Regions from separate parts of the Homo sapiens genome. Here region 2 is linked to region 1. Evidence: chromatin contacts called from ENCODE Hi-C or POLR2A ChIA-PET data. All regions are on one chromosome and are shown on one strand. Each heading gives the region's core, a stretch centred on a gene start or an enhancer-like site at or near the end of the contact. The rest is flanking DNA. Distances are from core to core; before and after follow the strand shown. Region 1 has its middle 310 kb from the start of ESRRG. Region 2 overlaps SPATA17 (spermatogenesis associated 17).

Region 1 (6,025 bases), core at 1,901-4,400:
TTATCTCCAGTTCAAGCAGTTACAACATTGAACAATTTAAAACACTTTAAAAAATCCATCTTATGGACAATTGTTGTCTAGTCATCCTGTATTGACCATCAATCTTGAATTGTGAATCCTCAATTGACTCAAAGTTCTTTGAGTCTATTGTTTTATCCTCCACTAGAAGTAACTGGGAAGAATGCACTATCTACTCAGTATATTTTTACAGAGGAAAAAGTGAGGCCCAGAAATGGTTAGGGATCTGATCCAAAATCATAAAATGAAAGAACTGAATGGTCAGTGGAGAACTTACTGAAAATTTAATTTTCAGTAGTTAAAAGGCAAGGAAAGTAGAAAAGGCAAAAATTCAACAGGTAGCTTGTTAAAGAAGGTATTTCTATTTTAAAAAATGTGATTAGTATTGCATTCTTTATATAACATAGTACCATATTTTTAATTGGTCAGATTTGAAGTGACCAACTCATTCTGGTTTGCCCAGGACAGTCCTGAATTTAGCACCTTAGCAAGGGGAAAATTCCACATTCACAGAAAGCTCTTGATCCTGGCAAACTGGGGCAGTCGGTGGATTAGTCTGTTCTCATGCTGCTATAAAGAGCTGCTGAAGACTGAGTAATTTATAAAGAAAAGAGTTTTAATTGAATCACATTTCCACAGGGCTTGGGGGGCTTCAGGAAACTTCCAATCATGGTGGAAAGGGAAACAAACACATCCTTCTTCACATGGCATCAGGAAGGAGAAGAATGATAGCTGAGCAAAGCGGGAAGCCCCTAATGAAACCATCAGATCTCCTGAGAACTTATCATCGTGAGAATGGCATGGGGGAAACTGTGATTCAGTTATCTCCCACTGGCTCCCTCCCACCACATGTGGGGATTATGAGAACTACAATTCAAAATGAGATTTGGGTGGGGACACAGCCAAACCATATCTGTTGGTCTCTGTAAATGTGTCCCCCCAAAATATGCTACAAAATTAGATTAAAGTTGTCATATGTTTCTCCCTTGGCTGAGTTTCTTCATGCTAAACCATTTTCTCTTAAGAAGAAAGCTGAAAGCTGTAAGGTTGAAATGTGTGTAAGCATTGCTGCTACTCTAGTTAGACAAGGAAAAAGTAAGCATTGAGTGTGGACTCTCCTTTCCTTCTCTTTCTGCGATTCTCCTCTTATTCTCTCCCAACACCTTTAGGACAATGGTGGGAATATGAAGATTGGTAGGGGAATTCTCTCTCAGTGCATGTTTTCTGGCACTGTGTTGAAGACTTGGGTATTACTGTAGTACCCGAACTCTGGAAGGAGAGGTGTGAGCAGTGGTTGGCAAGCTGCTTTTGTAAAGGGCGAGATAGTAAATATTTCAGACTTCACTGGTCACACATGGTTTCTACAACATAGTTTTTTTTAAAATAACTCTTAGAAAATGTAAAAACTATTTTTAGCTTTCAGGATATATCAAAACAGACCATTGACTAGATTTGGCCTGCAAGCCATAGTTTGCCAAACTCTCCTTTAGAGCATGGCTGTGCAACAGAAATACAATGTGAGCCACATTTTTAATTTTAAATTTTCCAGCAGCTTCATTTTAAAAAGTAAAAATAAACAGGTAACTTTAATTTTAAGTCTCATGCTCTACTGACTGAGCCAGCTGGGCACTGGTGATTTTAAAAATGCATTCTGTTTATCCTAAATATTAGCATTTCAATGTAACTAATACAAAAATTATGAATAAGATATTTTTGCACTTTGGAGGTACTCTCTGAAATCCAGACTGGCCACATTTCATGTGCTCAATAGTCACTGCATGTGGCCAGTGGCCACCACATTGGACAACACAACCCTGGAACATGTTTATAATGTAAAATTTGACAAATGCTCAGCCCATCTCCTTTAGTTTATTGACATATCAGTGAGCAAAGAAAAAAATAACAATGAAGACCTTAGAACTGGGAGAAGGCTTAGAGATCTTGTCTAACACTTTATTTTGTAAATGAGGAAGCTGGGGATCAGAAAGGCTAAGCGGTATGCTCAAGGTCACACAGCTAGGCTAGCAGCAGACCTCATACTATAACTCAGATTTCTAGACCTGCCAGTGGCCTTCCCACCACACTGTGAAGTTTTTCATAGTTAAACCTAAAAGGTAAAGTGGGATTAATGATTTTCTACCTGGGAGTCATAGGAAAATGGTTGAGTTTCGGGTAATGGTGGTCTGTTTATCCCATGCGTGGCTCAGTGTCTGGTTCTACTTATGGTCTGCTGCAAATCTGTGAAAGGTCTGGTTGGGAAGAGGGCTGTTATCTATGGCCACAGAGAAGAGTGAAGGGACAGGGAGGCTTGTGGTTTGATCACTTGGTTTATGGTCATGTCCATGAGAGAGAGAGACAAAGAGAAAGAAAAAGAGAAAGAGAAAGGGAAAGGGAGAGAAAGAATCTCTGTGTAGGCACTGCCTCCGCACCACCTTATTCTTTCTTTGACATGGTCAGCATCCCAGTAGAAGGTGGAATCTAGGGCTGTAGTACAGTGTGCTAGTGAGGATACCCAGCTTCGGTTTTTCTCTTTTCCCTGCCTGGGAAATGCCTGTCCCTGTGCTAAAGGGAGGGCTAAGCTGAGTAAATATTAGTTGTGTCATCAAAGCAAATGGAAGAAAGAGCGTTTCATTGCTTTATAAGTAACCTCAAACCCGCGCCTTTCCTTAGCCATTCCTTTCTTTTTGGTCAGCTGCGTTTTTATTTTTTGGACCTGACTCCTTTTCTTTTCACTTAAGGGAGTTGCAGACCAGCTAAAGAATGTTATGAATAGGAAAGGCCTGTAGTGCATTTAGCTTGGGAAAATATCCCCTAGAATAGATTGTTTCTGAGTCAAGTGTATAAATATTCTGGCTCAAGACTATACCCTTTTTCTTAATGAATTGGTCTGGCGGTAGTTAAAGCCAAGTGTGGTCTAGCAGAGTGCTCCAGAGAGAAAATTGAATGGACACAGAGCCCAGTCATAGTTTTCAACTTTATATAATGCGTTTCGCAACATATTAGAAAATTAACTTTATGACAACTGGCAGGACCTGTTGTGTAAGTCAGTCCATTTGGAAGCAGTTCAGTGTCTTTTCCTGCTTCACCTGGGCCTCCCTACTTAGTGAATTTTGAACACACAAACAGCAGCCGTGGGCCTGCTCAGTTTCCTGGTGAGTCATTCAAGTTTTTCTTCCCTTACGGTCGGTTTCTGAGCTAGTGAGTATAAAAAAAGGAATTTTTCATGGACTACTTTAAAAAACGACTGCTAATCAATTTTTCTTATTATTTTATGCCCTCTGCTTTTACACTACCCCCACCAGCTGGTTAATCATGCAAAAGCTGAACACTTCATTAGCTAGTACATGTTCGCCCATGGGCATTTCTGTAGTAAATTAGTTCTTTCTATTTATACAGGTAAGTCATGGCCAAAAGTCTTATAAGATGCCAAAGGTAAGGGTTAGAATTAATTTCTTCTTTTTTTTTTTTAAGTTTTTCAGAGAGCTCATTTTAAACTCTGAGCTGTAATGGTACACAATTACTTTTGAATTAAAGATAAATTAAAGATAAAGAGGGGTCCAGTGTTGTAGCATAGAGATGGCTAACATAGCTTTTGGTGCAATGCTTGCATTTCAGAAAGCAGGGGCATAAGGTGCAATACTTAGTATTTTTTCAAGGTAGGGCCTAGAAAACAATTGGGAAGAGGCTTTTTCAATGCAAGTACAAGGCAGGATAGAGGCTAGACAGAGCCATCAATGAATTCTGTGCTAGGGTTGGTGCCAGATGCCCATGTAATTAGGCATATAACCCATGCACAAACCTATGAACTACCTGTGTATTTTTTGCTATCTTGTGAAAACTTCCTGGAATTTGAAAATATTCTTTGCCAATTTTATTTTGTCAGAAAAACTACTTGTGTAATTGGAAGGAAATAGTGATGGTGGACTCCTAAAATGTGCTATTCCCAAAGACATAAAATTGAACCCAGAAATTTCTCTCACCCCTCTCCTGGGAGAAATTATTTTCACTAGGGGCTCTGCAATTTTGCAAATTCACCTAACAGGAAAAGCTCAGGCCCCTCTGAACTTGGCATCAAATATCTTGACATGTCTGTCCTCCAAAGCAGTATTGGACTTCTGTATTTACCAGCCACAATTCTTTGTAGGTATGAGGAGAGTTGCTGTCTCCAATGTGGGTTCTCTCAGTCTTTCCATTTTCTGTAGAGCCTTTTCAGCAGGAGCATCTTCTGGCAACACCTACTCTAGTTGTTCCTTGCATGTTTTAAGTCCTTCCAGGTCTATACATGGAGAGGTAATGGAGATAGAGGCTGAATTAATTTCTTCCATAAAGCTGAAGTAAGATGCTATTCTGTAAGACCGATATCCCTTTGTAGGTTATAATGAGAATGTACATGCACTGTGGAGGTGATGGGGTGGGGGCGTGTATAGAAATTCTAGACATGGGATCCAGAGGGAAATGCAAGGCCAAATCTGTGCGCCACTTGAGTTTTTGTGATTCTCGTGACAGTTTCTAGAAAATGGAATGAATTTCAGTTGATTGTTGTTTGTTCTCTTTTCTAACCCTGTTAGTAAGGCATTAGTTTAGAAAATCTTGGTAGGCATAGAGGTTGGGGACAGGCTGCATTGAGGCAATGATTATGCACAAGGGATACTCTTAATACAGAGGCTTCTTTTATTCATTTAACCACTAAAGGTCAAGTGTTGTCCTGCATTGTTATTTGTCTACTTTATCCTGTCATATTTTTATGCCTGGGGTTTTCATAAAATCCCATCCTAAACTAGGAACCCAAGCTTTACCTCCTGTGTTCCACCTTCCTTCTGATCTGTGGGTAGTTTCTTTTTGCATGGTAGGCTGATGATTGCTGGGAGTGAAACTTTTTCTTTTCACATATAGCTTTAATTCCAGTTTAATGGTGTGGTTTGCGGCTCTCTGCTTGCAGTTTCAGTTCCTGTTTAAATACTAAAATCTATTGTTTGTCTCCATTTCCAGACAACATAATTGTGTTGCTAACTGGCAAGAGCAATTAAGTGTACAACATTATGAAGAAATAGAGGTTCCAGGCCCTAAGATTTAACTCGATTTCTAATTACACTGAATCACCTCTGTAAGGGTGGTTTGTAAGGGCTGAAGAATGCATGTAACGAAGAACTAGGGTGTAAGGAAAGAGGACAATAATTCAGTGGAGTTTTGGTGAGCTGGTCTTCTCTAAGGGGGTGCTTGTCATTGAGCAGAAGATTAGTGACTATTTCTATTTATAATGTGGGTTCAGGATGTATTTATTCTTTTCTGGTTACTGGAGACAGTAATTCTCTGTGGCTTTTCTGGAATTACTATAGACATTAGGAAGTTGTTCTTGGGGACAGTATGTTTGGGGAACAGAAGGAACATGTGGCCTTTGTGGTGAGAGATTTAAAACAAAATCGACACAGAACATTTAGAATTCTTACCTTTAAAGATACATCATTTCAGCCAATCTTGGGGGACTTGACCTGCAGTAAAACCTTGAAGGAAAAGGAGTCTTACATAGTCAGAGAAAATCTGGCAATTGAATAAAACCATGATACCCTAGACTGGGCTTTCTCTCTCTCTCTCTCTCTCTCTCTCTCTCTCTCTCTGTGTGTGTGTGTGTGTGTGTGTGTATGTGTGTGTGTATATGTGTGTGGTCGGGGGTGGGGTTCTCAGCCAGGATTGGCAGGGTGGTCCTTTTGATGGAACACAATTTTTCCTGCACTGGGGACTCTGCATGGAATGTTTATTGCTAAGCAAGTCATCCACATGGCACTGTAGGCTATTTGTGTGTAACAGTATGTTGCAGGCTGCAAAGTTAATGTGGTTAATATTCAACTGAACTTTTGGGGGGTGACTAATCCCTTAGGCAGATTTGCCAGGAAAGGCTACACATTAATAGTACTCCAAATTAGATACCCACAAGCGGATAGCCACATGTGTTATCAAATGGGAAGCATTCCACCATTTCACCCAAACTCAGGACCTAGGTGCTATTTAA
Region 2 (6,025 bases), core at 1,140-3,639, 630 kb before region 1:
TTATTATCTTATAACTGATTTGGAAGTCCTATAAAGAAAAATATCAAAAATATTGGGCATTTTCTCATCTAAAAATAAACATGTGTTCATCTAATGAAGAGAAATAAAAACATCTGTGAAAGCAACAATGTCAATCTCTTATCACTTTTAAAACTAGTGACTGGTATTTTATACATTTTTGCCAACCATGAAAAGATCAAATTGTTGGCTTTTATCGTAACAACATACAATGGAATTTGATGGTACATGTCATCATTTTTCCCATTTAAAGTTAATAAAACTTTCATTGTTCCTCTTTTAAATAATCATATATGAAAACATTGAAAGAAGTGTTATAATGGTAAGCCATGTATGAATACTGGGAACCTTGATTTCATCAGTATATAATGTTATTTTTATAATTTGAATAATTTCTCTTTTTAATCATAATCAATCTTTGTAAATTAAATAGTTCTACCATAGGCTATTAATACATTTCAACAAAAAATTTAATTAAATTGAGTTTTAATGTGGTTGCCATACATATGTTATTCACTAGATGATCTCAATTTAAAAACGTAACATTGACCTGTCTAGGACTACAGTTATATATAATTATTTTATAACACCTCATATCAAACTAATTATATACTACAATAGCCTTTATACTTCTCTGCTCTCAGACTATGGTGATTCAAAAGTAGCACATCTGATATTAAACATAATGTAAATTGGGTAATGACAAAATATAAAAAAGGAAGGCAAATTTAAAAATATAACAAAATGTATACAAGCCATCCAATTTAGTTTTTACAGATAAATGCAGTCAGGGAACTCTCAAATTGTTAGTGCTCTTAAAAGAAGCAAATGAAAGGATATTTCTACATTTTTGTGGTACTATTGCTTAAAAGAATGACTTATTTTTATTTCCCCATTTATGAAACGAATGGAGTAAGGAAGGGGTAAGGAAAAGCTAACTAGAACACTACACAGCTAAAACAAGATGGGTCCCCAAATAGTAGGACTATTTGATTGTATAATGAAATGAACAGGCCACAGTAAAATTAAACCAAGAGTTCAGCATGCATAAAATGCATGTGCACTGAGCACATGCACCAGGTGACAATAAGTTTGTTACCAATAAAAAGGAGAATCAGAGCACATCCTCAATAATAGGAAAGAATTTTCACAGTTGTGACCCAACAGTTCTGTACCCCTAAGATAGGCAAATTTGGGTTATGTTGCTAGATATAGCAGTATGAAAGTCAGCAGAAAGGCCTAAAATGGAAGTTGAAAAGAAAAACAAAAACAACAGTCATACAGGAAGCAAAAAAGAGGCAAACAAATCACAAAACAAGACTGGAATAGCTCTATTATTGTGGGTTAATGAAGTCACTGCAATGCAGAGCACATGACTCTTTAGGACTTGATAAGCTATTTGATGTCACCATGAGAATTATTTAAAAGCTGGATATAAATATTTGGGTATAGGAGAATTTTGAGGAAAGTTGACTTTCCTCACTAAAGAGATCCCAGAACTTCTATCTTTTCACAGTCCTCTTTCTGCTTGAACTTCACATTTGACAACTCCAAGTTTCCTATAAGTTTTCTCCTCTAATTCCTGTGATATAACATCACTGTTTTCCTGTTTATTCTTATTTTTAATTCCCTTTCCTCTTCCTAAATTCTACCTAATGCATTCCACAAGCCTCAATTCTTAGACACCATTCTGTACTGTTCACATACTTTTTTCATTAGGTAGAAAATCCTGTCATCTTATAACTATGGATCTAGAACTTTTATCTCCAGTGCTGATCTTTAATCTAAGCTCCCATTCAATAGCTTGGTTTAACAAATATTTGTTGAGTTCTAATTTTGATGTGCCAGAGATTTTGCTGAGTTTGCACCATCGCCTTACAAGATACCACCACATGGAGGTGTCCTAACATCATCACAAACTCCAAAAGCTCCAAACATCTTTTTGTAAGCATAACCGAGTAACCCATTCAGAATGTTTCTTATAAACATCCTTGCTTTTGTTATCATTATAACTATCAATCAGCTTTGCTGAGATAAAAATACAACCATTGCAGTAGGTTGCAAAACAACAAAAGTTTATTTCTTACTCACACTACATGTGAGCTAAGGTTCCCTGTAGCTATGTCCCACATATCTCTTCGTCTCAGCCCTAAGGTTGAAGGAGCAAGCTGGATCTAAGGTATGCCATTCTTTTGCCAGAGGAAAAGACCGAGAACACCTCTTTAAAGCTTCAGTTTGGGTGTGGCATATATCCCATCTGCTCACAACACATAGACAAGCCCCACATCGGTGGGATGAGTATGAATCATCCTTTTTATGAAGAAGGGGAGATGGGATGACTAATTTTGAACAAGAATACAATCCACCCTGGCACATACTGATGTTAATCATCATCTACATTGGTCATAGCAAACATCTTCCAACTTGTATCCCTGTGAATCATTTATCCAGTTGGTAAAAATTTCAGTAGGCCTTTTATGTGTCAGTCACAGGGATATTTTTGAGATATAATTAGACTCATCACTGCTACTCAGGAGCTTCCAATCAAATGAGAGAGATGTAAATAAACAAATGTATCAGTGAGAGAAATGCCTACATGACAAGCATTTAAGAAGACAAAATTAATGTTTTCAGTATTCCCAAATTTTACTTTCTACTAAGATTAGGAAAAGTTGATCTTCAAGTAAAGTCTTGAGGGATACGTAGGAAATAAGACCAATGAGAGGCATGTTAGAGTGAAGAAAAGCATTCCAGGCAGAGGGAACAGCATTTGCCAAAAATCTTTGGGTGATAAGGACACTGCATATTTGGGCAATGGCAAGTGGTTGAATACGACTAAAGCATATTTACATAGGTATAGCAAGAAGTGACATTAGATAAGAAGCAATGGTAAGACCATGGAAGACCTCACATGTCATGTTAAAAAGCAAGGACTTTACATTGTATGCTATGGGAAGGAGGACTACAGGCATGGCAGTAAAATGATGCAGTTTAGTTTGGAATCAAGAGGCTTTTAAGAGGGAAAGTAAAAATGATTTGATGACCAATAGAAGGTGAGATAGGGAACAAGAGGTGGTAGAGAGTCTAGGATGACTGTTTCTCAGGGTTCGATTTCTGGTTGAATTGCAGTACTATTTACCTGAAAAAAAGAAATATAGGACGAGCCAATTTGGGCCACCCGAGGGACATCCAGAGAAGATGTTTAGTATTTAGTATGTGGATCTATATAGATATATATGGATCAGGAGCTGAGAACCCTAGGCACATCATTTAGTCTCCCTGAGTACCAATTTCTTCATCTATAAAACAGATACCACCTGCACATTCTTCTTAACAGAACCATTGCTCATGACATAATGAGACAATGATTGTAAAAACTATTTTTAAGTAAAAAATTCCTTTAAAAATATATTAATATAAAATTATTTTATAAAAGTCACACTGAACTCCTTACCAACCTTCTGTTATTCCCCACTGTCTGCATAATCTAGAGCAACTATCTAATTTTTTCTGTATATGTTATGCTCATTCCTAATTTCAAAATTTCATTCATGTTTTCTTCCCAAGGGTTAGCTGAAGTGTCATTTCCTTGACCTTCAGAGCCTATGTTAACTTCTCACCTGAATACTTATTACTTCTATTTGTGTGTGTGTGTGTGTGTGTGTGTGTGTGTGTGTGTTTTGATGGGCAAAGTCTCCTTTAAATTGAATTTCTTTTTAAATTAATTTATTTAATAGATAATACATGCACATTGTTTAAAATTCAAACACTACAAATGAGTTGACATTGAAGTCTCTCTCCCATGCCTGTCCCTCAACTACTCAGTTCTCTTCCCCCCAGGCAGTAATATCATCAGGTTTTTCATGTGTGATCTTTCCAGAGATCCTTCCAGAGTCAAGAAAATTAAATCAGTGGTTTTCAAATCATGCCCTCGTGGCTCAGGCGACAATAGAAAACACAGGGAAAGAAATGAAGCAGTTGCATTTGTCTAGCTTCCAAAATAGTTGCACTGCCTATATTTTATGTGGGTCTATTTTGCATACTATAAGGGAATACTGAGACAGACTAATTCATTTATTTATTATTATTTATTATTATTATGATTTTTTGAGATAGAGTCTCGCTCTGTCGCCCAGGCTGGAGTGCAGTGGTGAGATCTTGGCTCACTGCAAGCTCCACCTCCCGGGTTCACGCCATTCTCCTGCCTCAGCCTCCCGAGTAGCTAGGACTACAGGCACCTGCCACCACGCCCTGCTAATTTTTTGTGTTCTTAGTAGAGACGGGCTATCACCATGTTAACCAGGATGGTCTTGATCTCCTGACCTCGTGATCTGCCCGCCTTGACCTCCCAAAGTCCTGGGATTACAGGTGTGAGCCTCCACACCCGGCCCCAGACTGACTAATTTATAAAGAAAAGAGGTCAATTTGGCTCATCTGTATGTGGTATCAGCATCTGCTCCGCTTCTAGTGAGGCCTCAGGAAGCTTTTACTCATGGTGGAAGGTAAAGGGAGAGCAGGCATGTCACATGGCAAGAGAGGGAGCCGTTCAAGCTGCCAGACTCCTTTAAACAATCAGCTCTCATATGAATTAACACGAGAACTCACTCATTACTGTGGGGAGGGGACCAAGTCTTTCATGAGGGATCCTCCCCCATGACCCAAACACCTCCAACCAGGCCCCACCTCCAACACTGGGTTATATTTCAACATGAGATTTAGAGGGGACTGATATGGTTTGGCTGTGTCCCCACCCAAATCTCATGTTGAATTGTAATAATCCCCATGTGTCAAGGGTGGGGCCAGACAGAGATAATTGAATCATGGGGGCAGTTTTCCTCATACTGTCCTCATAGATAGGGAACAAGTCTCACAAGATCTGATGGTTTTATAGGGGGCTTTTCCTCCTTTTGCTCATTCTCTCTTGCTTGCCACCATGTAAGACATACCTTTCACCTTCCGCCATGATTGTGAGGCCTCTCCAACCATGTGGAACTGTGAGTCCATTAAACTTTTTCTTTATAAATGACCCAGTCTCAGGTATGTTTTTATCAGCAGCATGAAAACAGACTAATACAGGGACAAACATTCAAACTATATCATATCTCTTTTACATACAGGACTAAGAATTTTGCTAAAATTTTAGTTAGAGGAGGTTCTATTACTAAAGTTTTAAAATGACTGTTCTACACCATTCATTTTATAACTTAATCATATACTGTATGACATTGTTATTATTGTATATAACTGTAAGATCAAAAAAATTATGCAGCAGAAATTAAGAAAATGATGATTTAAGCAAACTTAATTTAGGACTAAGTGTGTGACAGTGCAGAGGTTCAAACAGTATCCTCAACTCATGTCCCACTGCCCAACCCAGGAAAACAGCAGATCATTTCATGCACTCTTGCTTCAGAAGATTTACATGTGATTGTCCATTCCTGGCTTTGTTTTTCTAAAACCTAAGCTCCGAGGCAATATGTTGGTGGAAGGTGGGCAGAGCAGTGTGAGGTGTAAAAGAAGTGGTGTGGGCATAGGATGAAAAGAGAGGAGCAAAGATTCCACATGCCTAAGAAAGAACTGAACATTAGCCTTCTGAAAGGAAGCAATGCAGCATTTGGCATTCCTATGGCTTCTGGGAGGTGGCTAAAACTCTAGGGGTAAGCTTCATGACAGCTGTGGAGAAGATGGGCCTCTAAGTGCTAAGGATATCAGCTCTGGTAAAAATTCCCATTCCCTTAATGTGGCTCAGCAGCCATAGAGTCCTCTAAGGATTAATTTGGAAGGTTCAAACACATCATCTTAGACAATGGACATCTTTTGAATGAAGGCTCCATGAAGGCAGGAATCTCTGATACACTGGCACTAGTTAAGTCCCACAGGAACTCCGTGTAAAGGAGAAAAATCCCCAATAAGGGCTGAGATTGAATTGCCTACCAGCTCAATATATAAGGATTTTGAAATCAGGTCAAACTGAGTTTGAACTCTTCTCCACATAACAGTAATAGTA

What was found. A loop is a pair of places that touch in the nucleus more often than their neighbours do. ChIA-PET counts read pairs that join two places held with the same protein, here RNA polymerase II (POLR2A). Pooled maps may share reads with other maps.
Region 2: a map of MCF 10A shows a loop between it and region 1 (12-fold over the local background). The contact joins two enhancer-like sites. A Hi-C loop is called at or near these places in 1 of 168 maps with a recorded cell type or tissue (MCF 10A) and 4 of 50 pooled maps. POLR2A ChIA-PET finds 5 or more read pairs at or near these places in 1 of 52 experiments (WTC11).

The regions. Positions count from the first base shown.
Region 1 is chr1:217,026,521-217,032,545 of GRCh38, reverse strand. It overlaps a transcript of ESRRG not described here. Among named protein-coding and RNA genes, the nearest start is that of ESRRG, 310 kb to the right of the region's middle. Within about 2 kb of position 3,150, at least 9 of the 41 ENCODE cell types and tissues checked have a DNase peak (open chromatin) inside an H3K27ac peak, as active enhancers do.
Region 2 is chr1:217,656,860-217,662,884 of GRCh38, reverse strand. The region is part of intron 3 of SPATA17 (spermatogenesis associated 17); the gene reads right to left. Among named protein-coding and RNA genes, the nearest start is that of SPATA17, 29 kb to the right of the region's middle. RefSeq lists an enhancer at 1,779-2,978. Within about 2 kb of position 2,389, at least 2 of the 41 ENCODE cell types and tissues checked have a DNase peak (open chromatin) inside an H3K27ac peak, as active enhancers do.